Regions from separate parts of the Homo sapiens genome. Here region 2 is linked to region 1. A link is an interaction called in ENCODE POLR2A ChIA-PET data of the cell type or tissue named here. Cell type or tissue: IMR-90. All regions are shown on one strand.

The links. ChIA-PET counts read pairs that join two places held together with the same protein. Peaks named below come from ENCODE experiments on the same cell type or tissue, not always from the same donor. Only the 100,000 strongest peaks of a DNase experiment are listed, where the experiment ranks them.
Region 2: POLR2A ChIA-PET joins it to region 1 with 14 read pairs; 5 of 35 experiments call an interaction of 5 or more read pairs at or near these places.

Annotation. Positions count from the first base shown.
Region 1 is chr12:45,608,462-45,616,461 of GRCh38, forward strand. It overlaps LOC105369744 (a long non-coding RNA gene), which reads right to left and starts at 2,185. Exons shown (of 3, transcript XR_944889.2): 1 at 2,078-2,185. In IMR-90, no CTCF peak of the experiment used is centred here; DNase peaks (open chromatin) are centred at 3,830, 5,040 and 7,070.
Region 2 is chr12:45,706,280-45,714,279 of GRCh38, forward strand. No RefSeq gene overlaps it. Among named protein-coding and RNA genes, the nearest start is that of LINC00938, 18 kb to the right of the region's middle. In IMR-90, no CTCF peak of the experiment used is centred here; no DNase peak of the experiment used is centred here.

The sequences.
Region 1 (8,000 bases):
GAGCGATTCTCCTGCCTCAGCCTCCCAAGTAGCTGGGATTACAGGCATGCACCACCATGCCCGGCTAATTTTTTTTGTATTTAGTAGAGACAAAGTTTCATCATGTTGGTCAGGCTGGTTTCAAACTCCTGACCTCAAATGATCCACCCACCTCGGCCTCCCAAAGCGTTGGGGTTACAGGCATGAGCCACCGCGCCCAGCTGATTATTGTTCATTTTTAAAGAGTAAATAACCCCTCCACAGAAATGCTACTCCACTACTCTGTCCCTTCCCTCTCCTCCTCTCTCTCAAGCAGGTTTGTGACTTTGTTTCCTTAGATGGCTACAGCCAATGCCTAAAACTACCACTGGCAAAAAGAATGGAATTACTACGATTGGTTTACTTTAATTCACCCTGTGGGCCTGATCGCATGACCCAGGAACAATGACACTGAATGCAAGGTTCTTAACCTGGGGCCTATGAACATTTTGGTTAGCATTCAGGAATATCTGTGAACTGAGATGGGGAAAGCACTACCCCTTTATTTTTCAACAATCTCTAACTGAAATCGTTAACTGAAATCTTATTTCCTTCCATTATGAAGGTAGGCAAAAGACTACAGTCATAATAGGAGTGCATGTGATTTTATCACCAATAAAAATCACAGATATTTAATATCACAGTACAGTCACAGTTATGTTGCTTTCCTGCATTCCCCATCTTCACCTGCTTTTTGATCAATACTTGGAAGGGGTGAGTCAAAGACCATTCCACAGTTTAATGTTCTTATTCACTCTAAGCAACAAAGGCCTCCACACTAATAGATTTTCTAAAAATGTAAACTTAAACTTAACCAACCTGGAATTTGGTGAATTCTTTCCTTTTTTTTTCTATGCACTATCCTTACTACCTCCCCCAGCCTACACTTAACCTGCATTTCTTGTCCTCTCCATCCATACTGCTTCCCATCCCCATCCTATAACCCTTACTGTCTATCTTCAAGTTATTTACATGTGTATATAAAAACATAGGAGGCAAGAGATTAAAAACAGAAGCAGAAAACACAGTCTTTTCTCTCTCTCTTTCGCCTTAAATTGTAAAAGTAGGCCAGGCACAGTAGCTCACACCTGTAATCCCAGCACTTTGGGAGGCTGAGGCGGGCAGATCATTTGAGGTCAGGAGTTAGAGACCAGCCTGGCCAACATGATGAAACCCCGTCTCTACTAAAAATACAAAAATTAGCCAGGTGTGGTGTCAGGTGCCTGTAATCCCAGAAACTCAGGAGGCTGAGGCAGAAGAATTGCTGGAACCTAGGAGGCAGAGGCTGCAGTGAGCCGAGATTGCACCATTGCACTCCAGCCTGGGTGACAGAGCGCAACTCCATCTCAAAAAAAAAAAAAAATTTAAAAGCAGGATAAAGCCACGGTGGGGAACCCCTAGGGCCTTGGTGTCTGGGTTTGAAAGTATGTTCCACCCCTTACTAGAAGTAGGGCTTGGGAGGGTTTCAGGACCTCAATGAGCTTAATTTCCCCATTTGTATAATGAACATAATAATAATATCTGCATCACAGATGAGAAAATGCACATGAAGTGCTTATAAAGTGGTGGCACACAGTAAGTGACTAATGAAACTTTGTTATTACTAGTATCATGTGAGGAAATTATTCTGACTAAGTGCATAATTTGGTCAACTCTCCATGGCATACATCACCCAGTATTCATGTCTGAAGAGATTTTCTTCTTTTGTTGGCCAGCTAAGAAATTTTATTTATTAATGTGTTCAAGAAATACTTACTGAGCCCATACTAAGTTTCATCCCTTGTATTCAGTAGGGGCTTAGTTAACATCCTGTATAAACACACAATAGAATATGTTATGATGCTTCAGCTAAGGCGAACTCGTTGTATTTCTACCTATTATCATGGGAAGAGCTCCAATGTCAGAGTATTTAGTGGGAGAAAAAAGTTGCTGACAGTTTATCCGCACTAATTCCATTCTTATAAAATCACATAAACATACACGCAAAAATACTACATATTTTGTATGGATCTCTATATATTATGTAAATGTGCAGAGGAAGTTCTAGACTGGTACTCACCAAATTGGGACGGAAACTAAGATTGGAAGTGGGGGAGCCGTTTAAAAGAATGTTAAACGGCCGAGAACCGTGGCTCACACCTGTAATCCCAGCACTTTGGGAGGCCAAGGCGGGTGGATCACCTGAGGTCAGGAGTTCATGATCAGCCTGGCCAACTTGGTGAAACCCCATCTCTGCTTAAAATACAAAAATTAGCCAGGTGTGGTGATGCGTGCCTGTAATCCCAGCTACTCAGGAGGCTGAGGCACGAGAATCGCTTGAACCAGGAGGCGGAGGTTGCAGTGAGCCGTGACTGCGCCACTGCACTCCAGCCTGGGCGACAGAGCGAGACTCCATCTTAAAAAAAAAAAAAAAAAAAAGAATATTAGTCTTATGGGTTATGTTCAAATTTTTACATGAGGATGGAATATAATACCCAGATAATATCAAAAAAGCAATGCTGTGGCTCCTGCCAGATTTCCTGGGTATCTAATTGCCACAACCCATGCAATTTCTGACTTCGAATAGATTCGGTTAACAACTTTAAAAAAAGCCTAATCACACACAGAAGATCCAGTGTTGTCTCTCTTTTCTTCAGTGCCTTGGAGAAAAAGGCAGAGGCATATTTATATAAGCACACCTACACGACTTCTAAATTTACCCATTTAGAGATGTGCGCGCACAGACACGCTGCCTCCCAGGGAGACGCGCGCCTCGCCGGGGCTGAGGCTGGCGCTGGGGCTGGCGCTGGGGCTGGGGCTGGGGCTGGGGCTGGGGCTGGGGCTGGGGCTGGCGCTTGGGTCCAGTGCAGCTGCGCGTCTTCCTCCATCCGGCGCCAGCCCGAGTCCGCACCTTCCATCCTTTCGTCGGCTGGACCCTTAACAATGTCAGACTAGAGGAAGCAAGTTTAAAAGTCATGGGTGACAATTTTCACTTCCAATACGTGGGATGCTGAAGATCTGAGGTCCAGCCGTGCTCCTCCTCTGGCTTGCTCTGTGGTCCTGGCAAATCAGATTAACTTTCAGGCCTGGGTCAAGCGGAGGGGATGATGCGAAATGCTGTCAATCGGTTCATAGAGGAAACTTTGAAAATGCTGAGTCCTTAGAAAGCAGCAATGGTTTTACATGGTTATAAAGCACACTCCTTAGTGAGTTTCTACACACACGCAATGTATGTATTTTGGAAACATCCAATTATATTTCTGTGTATGGCATATTCTAAATTCTATGTCAGCATAAATAATATGATGTATATCTACAGTGTTTATGTATGTGCATAATTTTGTGTACATAAACATTGTATTTATGTAACACGCACATTTGAAGTGTCTATTAAATGTATATATTAATATATTTGCAAAGTTTTATCTCTTGTTCATGTCACAAATATAAACTCTACTGGGTGTTCATAATTAATATATAATGGCTATCAGCAAAGCCTATGTGTATAAACTGCATAATTTATAATGATGCAGACATGAGGTATCTTTAATATAGGACTAGTAACGTATAAAGGTAAAGCAAACAAGGTGCTTAGGGTGCAAAATCTGAGGAGTCCACCGCTCAGGTTCCTGCAAAGGCCGCTTGTCTCACCCTAGTACTGGTCCTGATAAAAATGCCAGTTTCTCTTATTATCTTCATCGCAACCAGAAACTATTACTCATTACTAAGTGCCAGGCACTGTTTTATGCACTTTAAATATATTAACCAAGCTAAAGAAATGTCATGACTACAAATAACATGAATTCTAAGTGAATTACAGGAAGTTGTGACTAACAAGTAAAATGTTTTGAAAGCCGTAACTCAAAAGTCCCAGCTAGACATGGCCTCTAATGAAGACTTCTGCAGTGAAGTGATGAGTCCATATCTCCCAGGAAGTCATGGCACCTAAGCTAAATCCAGCAGTCTTTCCTGTACATTAATTGTTTTTCTTTAATACACACTGTATCAAGGGTTCTACTGATCTCTCTCCACATTGGAGCAGCGTGGCAGGATATACGCTCCAAAACTTTCTGCCTAGATGATGGACAGACTTCAAAAAGAAGAATGATATGTATTTTCATTTTCTATATTACCGTTACTACTTTCAAAACTGAGGTAGATAATGGAGCTTATGATAGTCTAACTGTACTTCAACAAGATAATATGTTTATATTTAAACTCATTCAGAGACCAAGGAAGGGGGATTTACAGAACATATTATCTAGTATCTAGCTACAGGTGATTTACTGTTGTTCACTGAAATGCAGTTGAAGCACAAGATGGATAATAATATTATATTGTGGTATATATCCTGTTCACATCAGACCTTCGTAATAAAAGCCGAACACCAATCTACAGAACCTGTCTTAAATCTGCCATCTAAGATACTGATTGTAAAATAAAATGATCAAAGTGCAGTTTATCTCTATACTGCCTTCCCCTGAGATAGTGGTATGCAAAGAACTTCCTATTTTTTAATTTATTTACATTCAGTCAACAGAAACATAAATTAAATTAAAAACCTCAGTGTTATGCAGACTGAATAAAGCATACCTAATATGTTGCTAAGTAGACTTTTTTAAGGTATTGCAGACTACAGCTTGTATTGTATTTTTATCCAGTGCACCTTTCACTACCTACCAACAACAAAATATGCTGATAAAAATAATAGATTAAAATGAATTTTGCAAACCAGCAATTTCACATGCTACACTCCTGCTGAGAATAAACAGTTTTTACTGGCTCTTTTTATTTGACACATGAAATCCAGTATTCCTGCCAACTGATTTCATTTTAAATAATTTCCTAAGGACCCAATGGAAAAAGACCATAAAGGAGTTAACATTGAATAGAGAGATCACAAATGAATTTTAAGCAAACCTTTTTGTCTTTACAGGCAAGTAATTGTAGAAAAATTAAAGGCCAAACTTCCCTATAAAAAGAGATGCCCTTGTGTCATAGAATGTAGATGGCAGAAAAGTATGAGGTCTGGGGTGAATCATCCTCTCTTCTAAACACATATACGTACTTAGACTCAAGTTAAAGTGAAGGTCAAGAGAATCCTTGGAGGGGAAAAGAAGTTCCAGTACTTCTCACATTTCTGCTACACCCGGGATTTAGCTGCTGTCTTCTCGGTGCTGCTGTGGCCCCTCACACAAACCCCTATTGTGACAGTCATCTTAATGAATTATAATAATTTGTTTGTTGTATGTTTTTGATTGTGTGTGTGTCTACTTGTTATCTTTCCAATGAGACCATAAACTCCCTGAGAAGAGAAATTGTCCCCAGCTCCTAGCCCAATATTTGGCACTGAGTAGGTGTTCTGTAAATGCCTGGTGAATTTAAATGGATATTGAAAATAATAACGTATGATTTAAAAGAATGAGAGAGGAACTTGGAAGGGGGAAGAAACAATACAGTCACATTTGATTGATGTTGTAGAAATAAGAGCTGGTTTTAGGTGCAGTTAACACATGGAGATTTTTAAGGTCAACTATTGCACCACCTCCTTTTCCCATTTGGGCCAGTTAATTCCTCCACTCATTCATTCATTCATTCATTCATTCATTCAGCATATATCTGTTGAGTGCCAACTCTGTGCTAGGCAAATGTTACCTACTGTAGTAGCTGATACCATGAAACACAGGATCACTGTCATTTGTTAAGGTCTCACTGCAGATATGTCAACAGAGTTAGAGCTGAGCTTCAAGTTTATGCTCAAGCTAAGCCGTGGAGCACTTTTATTTTACCATTTAAATGTATCTTGCCATTAACTAAGTAGTTTCAGTCTCTTTAGGCCTCAAAGATTTACTCTAGGATATATTTGACAATATAACCAGATCTTCTTATGATTCTGGCTTAATTCTTCAACTTTGCCAGTGATATGCTCAGTGCCACTTATAATTATGCTGAAGTGGTCCTCATTTTCCCCAAGAGTTTCAGATTAGACTGGAGACCCACGGCCAGGATACTTATCTTTTTCTGTACTTCATTCTATGGTGAATGTCTTGTTTTCCTTCAACAAATAATATGTACTTCTAATATGATCAAGGGAAACTGGGAATAAAAATTGGGTTGTCTTGCAGTCTCAGTCTTAAAATATGTTGAAAGTGGTATCATATGACCACTTATATAGATTATAAAAAACATTTCTTTGTCTTTTCAATCAATGACAAAGAAAATTCCCAAAAGTGTTTTAAAACAAAACTAACCTTTTCACTAAAGTGAAGATAAGTAGGCAGATGTCTTTTAAAGCTGTACAAAGCCTCAGATTTCTTTCTTTCTTTTTTTCTTTCCCATTTACACATAATTTCTGGATGCAGGGTGGTGAGGCCATTCAGTAAGATGGAGTATAGAAGTTTTGCTTAAAATAGGAATAAAAAGGAGCTTTTTGCCCCTTGTAATTTCTCCTTATTAAGCTGACAAAAGCATCTATTTTAGAATTCTGTTAAAAGCAAGCTTGTTTGCTGATAGGTCAAAGAAGAGAAACAGTGAAATTATAAGTAAGAGACCCATTTGTTCTAGCCATGTTGCTGTCAGGACGGTATTATCCCTTTCAATGGGCTTTCTGATTATAATGATAGAACTGACAGTGGATTCAGCATGTATCTTAAAAATATGATTTATAATTGAGCAGTTCATCAAAACAGGTACTGGTCTTATCACAAGTTCAATAAACACTGTTGAAAATTCAGTCTTATGTTTCTACTTTCATTAATTAATTCTATCTTATTTTATCCTTGCAGTCCCTTTCTTCTCCTTACATTTCTACACCTAAATATGAAGTATAGGCATTGTCATCATTTCTAGACTGTACCAAATTGTCTTTGCATAGTTTACCATTGCTTAACCACAGGATACACTCCATAAATCTTTTTTCATAAATCAATCCTTCCCTTCCATTAATCATTTTCATTATTTATCTCTGACTTCCCTCCAAGATTGTCAACACTGCTTGTTTATTTAGGTGCTTGAAATTGAATACAGTGGTCTGGGAGTAATTCTAGCTACAGTTGTATGAGAGGCCATAGCCTCCCTTCCCCCTCCGGGCTTCCACACTGACTCACACAGTCCTGTTGTCTTTTTGTGGTTAATATTCACTGTAAATTTGTCCACATTTCTCCTGGTGCTCCCTCCTTCTTTGATTACTACTAACAATCCCAGTTTTCCAGATTCTCTTCTTCAATGAATGCTTCTGACATGATTTTTTTTGGCCACATATTTGTTTGCATCTTTCTGAAAACAATTTCATTTTTTTCATCCCTTATTTCTGACTTGTTTTGGTTCTTCCGAACCATACTGCTGTCCATATCCTGGCCATTTCTCAAAGCTTGTAACACCTCCCAATTTAGTCTTTTCAACAACTGCCATGAGCATTCTGTTCATTCTCTTTTCTGGATTATTAATGCATACATAAAATACAAACTATGGTGACTTGCTAAGAGACAGACCCTCGGAACTGCACAGAATGCCACTGTTGTTACCTTTTACAGATGGCAGCTTCAGCCTCCTTCAGTCTGCGTGGCTGTGTTGTTATCAAGGCTATGTGGAATGAAGGTGTCGGGGGAAATTGCATAGCATGTCAAATTAAATGTTTTGTTCAAGTCTGAATATGATGCAGACGTCATACTATGTTCCAGTCACTAGCTCATCTCTTCTCCGTGGATAAACAAAGCTCTATAAAATCTGATCTTGCTTCATGGGGGTTTGGGGTGGGTAGTCTGGTTTTATTTTATAGTTTGGCTCAGTTTGAAGTTTGTTTTGGTTAAGTTCTTGAGCACCCCTCCCTCAGAGAATTTTTTTACTTCAGGTGATGCATTTTGGTGTGTCAAATGCACATCCAGGGGAGCTGAAGAGAATATCATAAATAGTTCAAAAATATGTAGCAGTAGGTGCATATTCTGAATGCTCTGCTGGTGCCCATGGTCCTGAGGTTGGGGTTTCCTTCAATTGAAAGATCAGAA
Region 2 (8,000 bases), 98 kb after region 1:
ATAGAGGGAACTTCTTTAGCATGGCAAATCAAGTAAACCAGGCCCGTTTTGATTGGTTGCTATGAATTTCCTGTTTTTTATTTTTACTTTTTATTTATTTATTTATTTTGAAAAACTGGCCTGTTTTAGAGTTCAGTTTGATTATGTGGCACCTAGCATGATTGACTCCATTATAGTTTGGTCTGGTCTACTGGGGCGCAGTGTAGGAGGCTAGTCCAAAACAATGTCTCCTATAAGTTTTATATAACAGTGATTTGATCATCCCTTAATGCAGACCGTCCTCTATACACGATAAGCATGATGGCTTCAACTAAAACCTGTCAACAAATCCCAAATCTGCAGCTTTGGGCCAGTTCTAGGCTCCTGATCTGAATATTAAAGTGCCTAGCCTTCCTGAAGCTCAACATGTCTATAACTGAACTTACTGGCACCCTCTCCTCCATGCATTTTCCCTATGAACTAATGTCATCACCTTTATTCACTTATTCAAGACAGTCATTTGAGAATTAACTTTGATACTTCCTCTTCCTTTCCTCCTACATCTACATCTAATTGGTCATTAAGTCTTAATTCTCTCTTGAATCAGTCTCCTGCTCTCCTACATCACTGCCCTAATTTAGGACAGTTGTCAGTAGGAACATAGTAATAACATTCTAACTGGTTTTCCCACCTTTCTCCTGCCTTCTTTGTCTACACCACTGCCAGAGAGACTTTCCAAAGTTGAAAGTTTAATTGTGCAGAATCTTTTCGATCATTCCCCATTACCTTCATGACACATTCTTAGTTACTTAGGATGGCATCCAAGGCCATTTGTATTCTAGCTTTGCTGAAAGTAGTCAATCTAAACTACTGAAGTCCCCTGATTAACACCATGCTCTCTAACCTCTTTCCCTAAGTTGCCTGTGTCTTTCCCACCCCCACTATTTAGTCCAAATCAACACTGAGTTCAGAGCTCACCTCCTGTAGAGTGTTTCCTTAGCCTCCCCAGCTACGATTAGGTGCCCCTCTGGTATATTTTCACAGCACCCTGTGTTTACTTCTGTTAGGGCACTCAAATCAACCCTGAAACTGCTAATTTACATATCTGGACCCCAGTTTTAAACCATATGAATAATAATACTTAGCGTTCGTTGAAAGCTGTGTACTAGGCTTTGTATTAAGTACACTGCATGCATTATTTAATCCTCATGACAAACCTTAGAAAGTAGGAACTAATACTACCCTCAACTTGCAGGTGAAGAAACTGAGCATAGAGTGGTTAAGAAACTTCCGCATGTTGCAGAATTATATCTTAATGTTTTTGGAAGGCAAGGATCATGTACTATACGTGTATGAGGAGAATGTGGCAAAGTCTGGCACGTGGTAGTGCTTCAATAAAGGTTTACGGGTCAAATAAACAAATGAAGAGCTCAGAGGACAAACCTGTGACAAACGAACAGAAATTAAAAAGCAGCAGATTTTAGTTTAACATAACAAAAAACTTGGCCGGGTGTGGTGGTTCATGCTTGTAATCCCAGCATTTTGAGAGGCTGAGGCGGGAGGATTGCTTGAGCCCAGGAGTTCAAGACAAGCCTGGGCAACATAAAGAGACCCTGTAGCTACAAAATGTTTTTAAAAATTTAGCTGGATATGGTGGCACATGCCTGTAGACCCAACTACTCAGGAGGCTGAGGTGGGAAGATTGCCTGGGCCCAGGCAGTTGAGGCTGCAGTGAGCCAAGATTGTACCACTGCACTCCGGTATGGGCAACAGAGCAAGACCGTGTCTTGAAAAAATTTTAAATTAAAGGAGAAAGAACTTTATATTAGTTAGACCACCCAGTGGAATGGATTTCTCAAAAAACAGGTACATATAGCACTTATCATACTGAAGAGTATTTATACATTTGCATTTCCCCCCTTGTGAGTAGGGAGTATTTCAGCTTTTATTTTTATTTTTATAATAATTTTATTTTATTGCTTTTATTGCTCAGGATCTAGCCAAGGGCTAGAGATGCTCAGCAGTGTTTGTTGAACTGAACTGGTCTGAATTTAAAACCCCTACAAACTAAAAGTGGGCATTTTTAGTAGAAGTTTAACTCTCATTGTTCTTTATTTCTTCCCACTATTCTGCATTTCTTTCAAAAGAACTTTGAGAATAAAGAGAGGACAGGAAAAAAGTTTAGAGACTTCATTTGCTGCTAGCAAAATTTCCATTAGAAAGTCAGTAAGGGCAGGGAATGTGTCTTTTTATCACTGTGTCCTTAGCCTAGCACATAGTAGCCAATCAATAAATACTTGTTGGATGAAACACACACACATACAGACAGACACACCCCAACAGTGTGCTCTTTACTCCCAGATGGGACCCATGGAAATATATCCCATAGAAGGAATGTCTACATAAGGTGAGAGATTGGACTAGATCAGTTTTATCACACTGGAAAACTAGTTAAATTATTCACATTGGATCCCAAAGTGAAAGAAAAGAGAAGGAAAGAGAAGAAAAGCACTAAATCTCAATTGTCATTCCCAAAGCTGAGGCAAGACTTAAGTAGTAGAAATCTTCCTCAAATACCCATAGCAGGTAGTAAAAAAACAGCAGGCTGCATGACCTCTGCAGTCCCTGACAAATTTAAGATTATTTCATTCTCATTTATGGATCCTAAATATCCAACTGAGAGGCTGTATTTCAAGACACTGATTGCTAGGTCTAGAATTCTTTAAAAATTATTCTCAGCAATAAGGATATAGCTATACAAAGAGAGACAGAAGCCTGGGCAACATAATAAGACCCTGTCTCTAAAAAATGTAAAAAAATTATCCAGACGTGGTGGTGCATGCCTGTGGTCACAGCTACTCTGGAGACTGAGGTGGGAGGATTGCTTGAGCCTGGAAGGTCAAGATCATAACACTGTATTCCAGTCCGGGTGACAGAATGAGATCCTGTCTCAAAAATAATAATAAAATAAAATAAAAATAGAAAGAGAGAAATTATTAACCAAATGGAGTTTATATCATTCTAATGGACTATGGGTTGGGAGACAAATGATAAACAAGCTATTTTAGATAAGAGTGTCCAGAGAAGGTACCAAGAGACCAGGAAGTGGCAAAATTAAAGAAACATCATGACAGTGGTTACATCTTAAAATGCTAGGCTCTGCAGTCATTGGTACTAGTTAATGGGGCCTTAGAGTAATTTTTGACACTAACTTGTTAACACTTCGAAGATCTATTCTTTTCTGAGTGTCCTACTATCTAAATTCCCCATATATGTTGTTTCTAACTGCTCCCGCTTCTTCACTGGTTTCCAGCTTTCCTCTCCTCTGGGCATATACAAATGACTAAAATTTTCCCTTTTCAAAAATCATCAACAAATCTGTTAAGAAGCATATGTCAGTTTTCTGTCATCTATCTAATTTTTATTCCTGTTTTATCTCTCTCAAGTCTACTGCTAAACTATTCTAACCATTCATTAGAGTCTCTCTTCTTCATTCCTTCAGTAAACCAGAATAATCTCTTTTTATATTTACCAAGCACCCTTCCTCTCCTCATTTAAAAATCCTGATTTTCTCTTTCCTCTATGAAATTTTTCCTAACTTAGTAGAAATAAGGTTAAGCATTAACATATTAGCAAATATACAATTACAGCCAGGATTTGAAAGTTATGTCATAAAACAGTAAAATATGGAGAAAATGATTACAACTAGATTTTACATGTTTTATATTCAAATTGGTTTATCAATGTTTATATTTCTCTTTAGCTTGAGTACGAGACCTCAAGACACAGACTATTTTTTTGAGCTATATTTCATGATTTCTAGCACCGGCCCTAATTAACATTAGATGTCTTGATAGGCTTCAGATCCAAATGATGGAGATAATTGTCTGCCATTGTGGAGTCAATATATAAGAATCACAAATACCTCCACGCGGTATTATTTCCTCGCAAAGAACCCTAAAGACCAATATTTGCTTTTAAAAATGTAGCTCTTAAATAAAGGCTTGGTGGATACTCTGGGCACACTGCCTGTGTAGTAGCCCTGCTCTGTAAGGAGCAGTTAAAAAAATTAATTAAAAAAAAAAAGGCTATCACTCACAGCAAAAAAATATTTTTAGAAGTCCAATGAGGCTGAATGTTCTTTATGACCACCATATGTATATCTTCCAACCTAGACCATTTCCCTCTGGGATACACTTTCAGTAGTTATCACTTCAAATTTAAGGAATACTTTGTACCTAGGGTTCTCAATTAATCATATTCAGTAGGATATTTTTTCCCAATTTTAAAGATAAATAATATTAGAAATATGAAATCACTCATTCAATATTTCAAAGTAAAGTAGTATTGGAGCTAGTAAGATCCAGAACTCTTATTTTTGTTTTGGACAACTCTTGTATATTTAAATATTTACTATTCTTAAATATTAACTATTACTGTTGTATATTTAAATATTTATATAGTATAAATTATATACAAAAGAAAGCATTTAAGCTCTAGGGTTTGATCATATTGAAATAAATATAAATCTGCTTACTTTATGCAAGGAGCATATGAGAAATATCCAAATGTTTTATAACATTTTCCTTTAACTGTAATAAATGACTATGCTGGAAAAAACAATTATTTTATAGTGCAGGGTCTCAGGGAACATTAATCTTATTTCAAGTAAAAGCATTTTATCTTTTTATAGCTGATTTAATAATCTGTGAGTGACTAGATGAAATACCATACACAAATGTGCCTGGCACAGGGTAGGTACTCTGTGCACGTGATCAGATCTAAATGTAGAATCTATTCTTTATGGATAAGTCACATGATCCAGGATTTCTTCTGCTCAGACACCCAGATGCCATGATAGAATCCAGAGGTGATTACAGCTAGATACCAAATCAATAAACATTCAAATGTTTTCAATGTTTTTCACTACCATGTGTGTCTGAGCCAACTTTAAAACAAATAGATACTTTTTCTTATACAGTCATGCATCACTTAATGATGACCATACATTTTGAGAAATGCATCATTAGGCAATTTTGTCATTATGGAAACACAGAGTGTACTTACACAAACCTAGATGGTATAGCCTACTACCCACCAAGACTATATCGTAGAGCCTATTGCTCTGAGGCTACAACCTGTACAGCATGTTACTGTACTGAATACTGTAGGCAATTGTACCACCATGGTAAGTATTTGCACATCTAAACATAGCTAAACATAGAAAAGGTACAGTAAAAATATAATAGTATAATTTCTTGGGACTCTGCCATAAATATGGTCCATAATTGACTGAAATGTCATTGTGGGACACATGACTGTATATATTTATCATAAATGATAGTAGTTCGCAGTTAGTTTCTGTAACACCTACATTCTATCTGGTTCAAGTTCATTAAAAAAAATACAGTCATGCTTCACTTAATAACGTTTGGCTTACATAAATTCAAAGATGGCTGGCATCTTAGATTTATTTATTTATTTATTTATTTAAAGACAGGGTCTCACTCTGTTACCCAGGGTGGAGTTCAGTGGCATGATCATGGCTCACTGCAGCCTTGACCTCTTGGGCTCGAGTGATCCCCACTTCTCAGTCTCCTGAGTAGCTGGGATTACAGGCACACACCACCACACCTGGATGTTTTTATTTTTTGCAGAGACAGGGTTCTACTATGTTGCCCAGGCTGCTCTCGAACTCCAGGGCTCAAGTGATTCTACTGCCTTGGCCTCCAAGGTGCTAGAATTACAGGTGTGAGCCACCATGCCTAGCCTATAATGCTTTAATACTCCAGTTAGGGTCAATCCAAGTGGAGTTTTGTCAGAATATTTTTTACCTAAATAAACATGGACTTTAATAGATGACAGCAAATAGTGTTTTCATTTGTTTGAGATGGGCCTGCTGTGCTGCCCAGGCTGGAGTAGAGCAGCATGATCATCGCTCAGTGCAGCCTTGACCTCCCAGGCTCAAGTGATCCTCCCGCCTCAACCTCCCAAGTAGCTGGGACTACAGGTGGGTGCCACCACACCTGGCTAATTAAAAAACTTTTTTGTAGACACAAGGTCTCACTATGTTGCCCAGGCTGGTCTTGAACTCCTGGGCTCAAGTGATCCTCCTGCCTCAGCCTCCCAAAGTGCTGGGATTATAGCCATAAGCCACCATCTTACTTTAATAGTTAAGTTTTTTTAATTACCAAGTAAAGTATGCAACAGAAACTCATCCTCACTTCTCAAAATTGTGTTTCACTTCTTTTTTTAAAGAGATGGAGTCTCGCTATGTTGCCCACGCTGGCCTTGAACTCCTGGGCTCAAGGTATCCTCCCGTCTCAGTCTACGGAGTAGGTAGGACTACAGGACTACAGGCATGTGCCATGTGTTTCATCTTTTAAATTCAGGGATGCAGGGAAGCATGTGATCATCAGGGATAAGGAATATAAGAAGGGTCAGAGTTTATTTTTTATTTATTTATTTATTTTTTTTAGTGTGTGTTTTAAGCAGCCAGGTTTTTTTGGGCGGGGGGGTGGGAGGGGTTTTTTTTTTTTTTTTGAGCCAGGGTCTTGCTCTGTCACCTGGATGGAGTGCAGTGGTGCAATCATGGCTCACTGCAGCCTCGACCTCTCAGGCTCAAGTGACCCTCTTGCCTTGGCCTCTGAAGTAGTTAGGACCACAAGTGCATGCCCAGCTAATTTTTAATTTTTTTTTGGAGATAGGGTCTCGCTGTGTTGTCCGGTCTGGTCTGAACTGCTGGTCTCCAGCAATCCTCCCGCCTTGGACTCCCAAATTGCTGGAATTATAGGCATTTTGGGCATGGCCTAAGCAGTCATTTCAAAGAGGCCCCCCATGGCAAAACATTTACTGAAATATGTCCTGTTGTAACGAAGAATGACCCACACATAGAGTATGTTATGAGTCTTGGAAATCGATCAAGTTCTCTCAATTGTACTGCAATATTCCTTATATCTACTCTGTTTTCTCATTCTGTTAATGAACCCCTTGCTTCCAGTTTCCTGTTTTGTCATGATAGTGGTTTACTACATTCCTTACAAGTCACCTCCTGTTCTCAATCTCTGTCAAGACAACTGTTTTCACCAGTTGTGAATAAGCAATAATTCTAAAAGTTAAACATATGTTTAAACAGTCAAATCTGTATCTATCTGCAATTATCTATAATAGTGTAATTCCCCTTCATGTATTTTCATATGCTTGAATGGGATGGAATTCACTGCAGGAAAGCCTAGGGCCCAGGAATTGTACATAACCCTGCACATGTGTATGTCTATCATTTGTGTAGCACAAGAAAAATGACTGAGAATAATATAATCTTTGGGAAAAAAGTCCAAATCCCAGATTGGCCTCAATACAGCTTTCTGGCTTCTTTTTCGCCCTCACTCCCACAAAATGGGCTCATTCAGTGGGCCATTCACCATTCCCAAAGCATGCCATACACTTTTGTGCCTCTGGGTCTTTGAATATCCTAGCCCTCCCTTCCCCATTAATCAGAACAATGAACATTCTTACTTTAAGACACACTATTCTTATAAAGCTTCCAGACTTCTCCAGGCAGAGCCAATACCTGCATCATACTCCTTGATCATACTATAGTAGAATTACTCCTATGTCCACTCCTCCTTCCCACCACTCATGAACTCCAAAACTTAAGGCACTGTGCCTTCTTCAAACAGCTTCTTATCTTAGCACATTGCTTGGCTAACATTGTCACATCCATGGGTAGTTTGAATGGAGATAGAAAAAAAGTAACAGCAACAAAACATCTGGTTCTAAGGGATATTAAAGAACTCTCCAGTTGTTTATAAGACTTGCTCATTTAAGCTACTGCATGAACCTCTAATTTAAAAGAGCATCAAGGCAGGAAGTCTTGAAATTTCCATTAGTAACACTTTTCTGTATCAAATAGTCCTTGTTAAAAGTTTTCTTTTACAAAGAAATTCTCATAAAATTCTGCAAAAAGGATGCTCAAATTGCCAAAATATGAGTTTCACAATACCTATTAAGGGTCCTCTAAA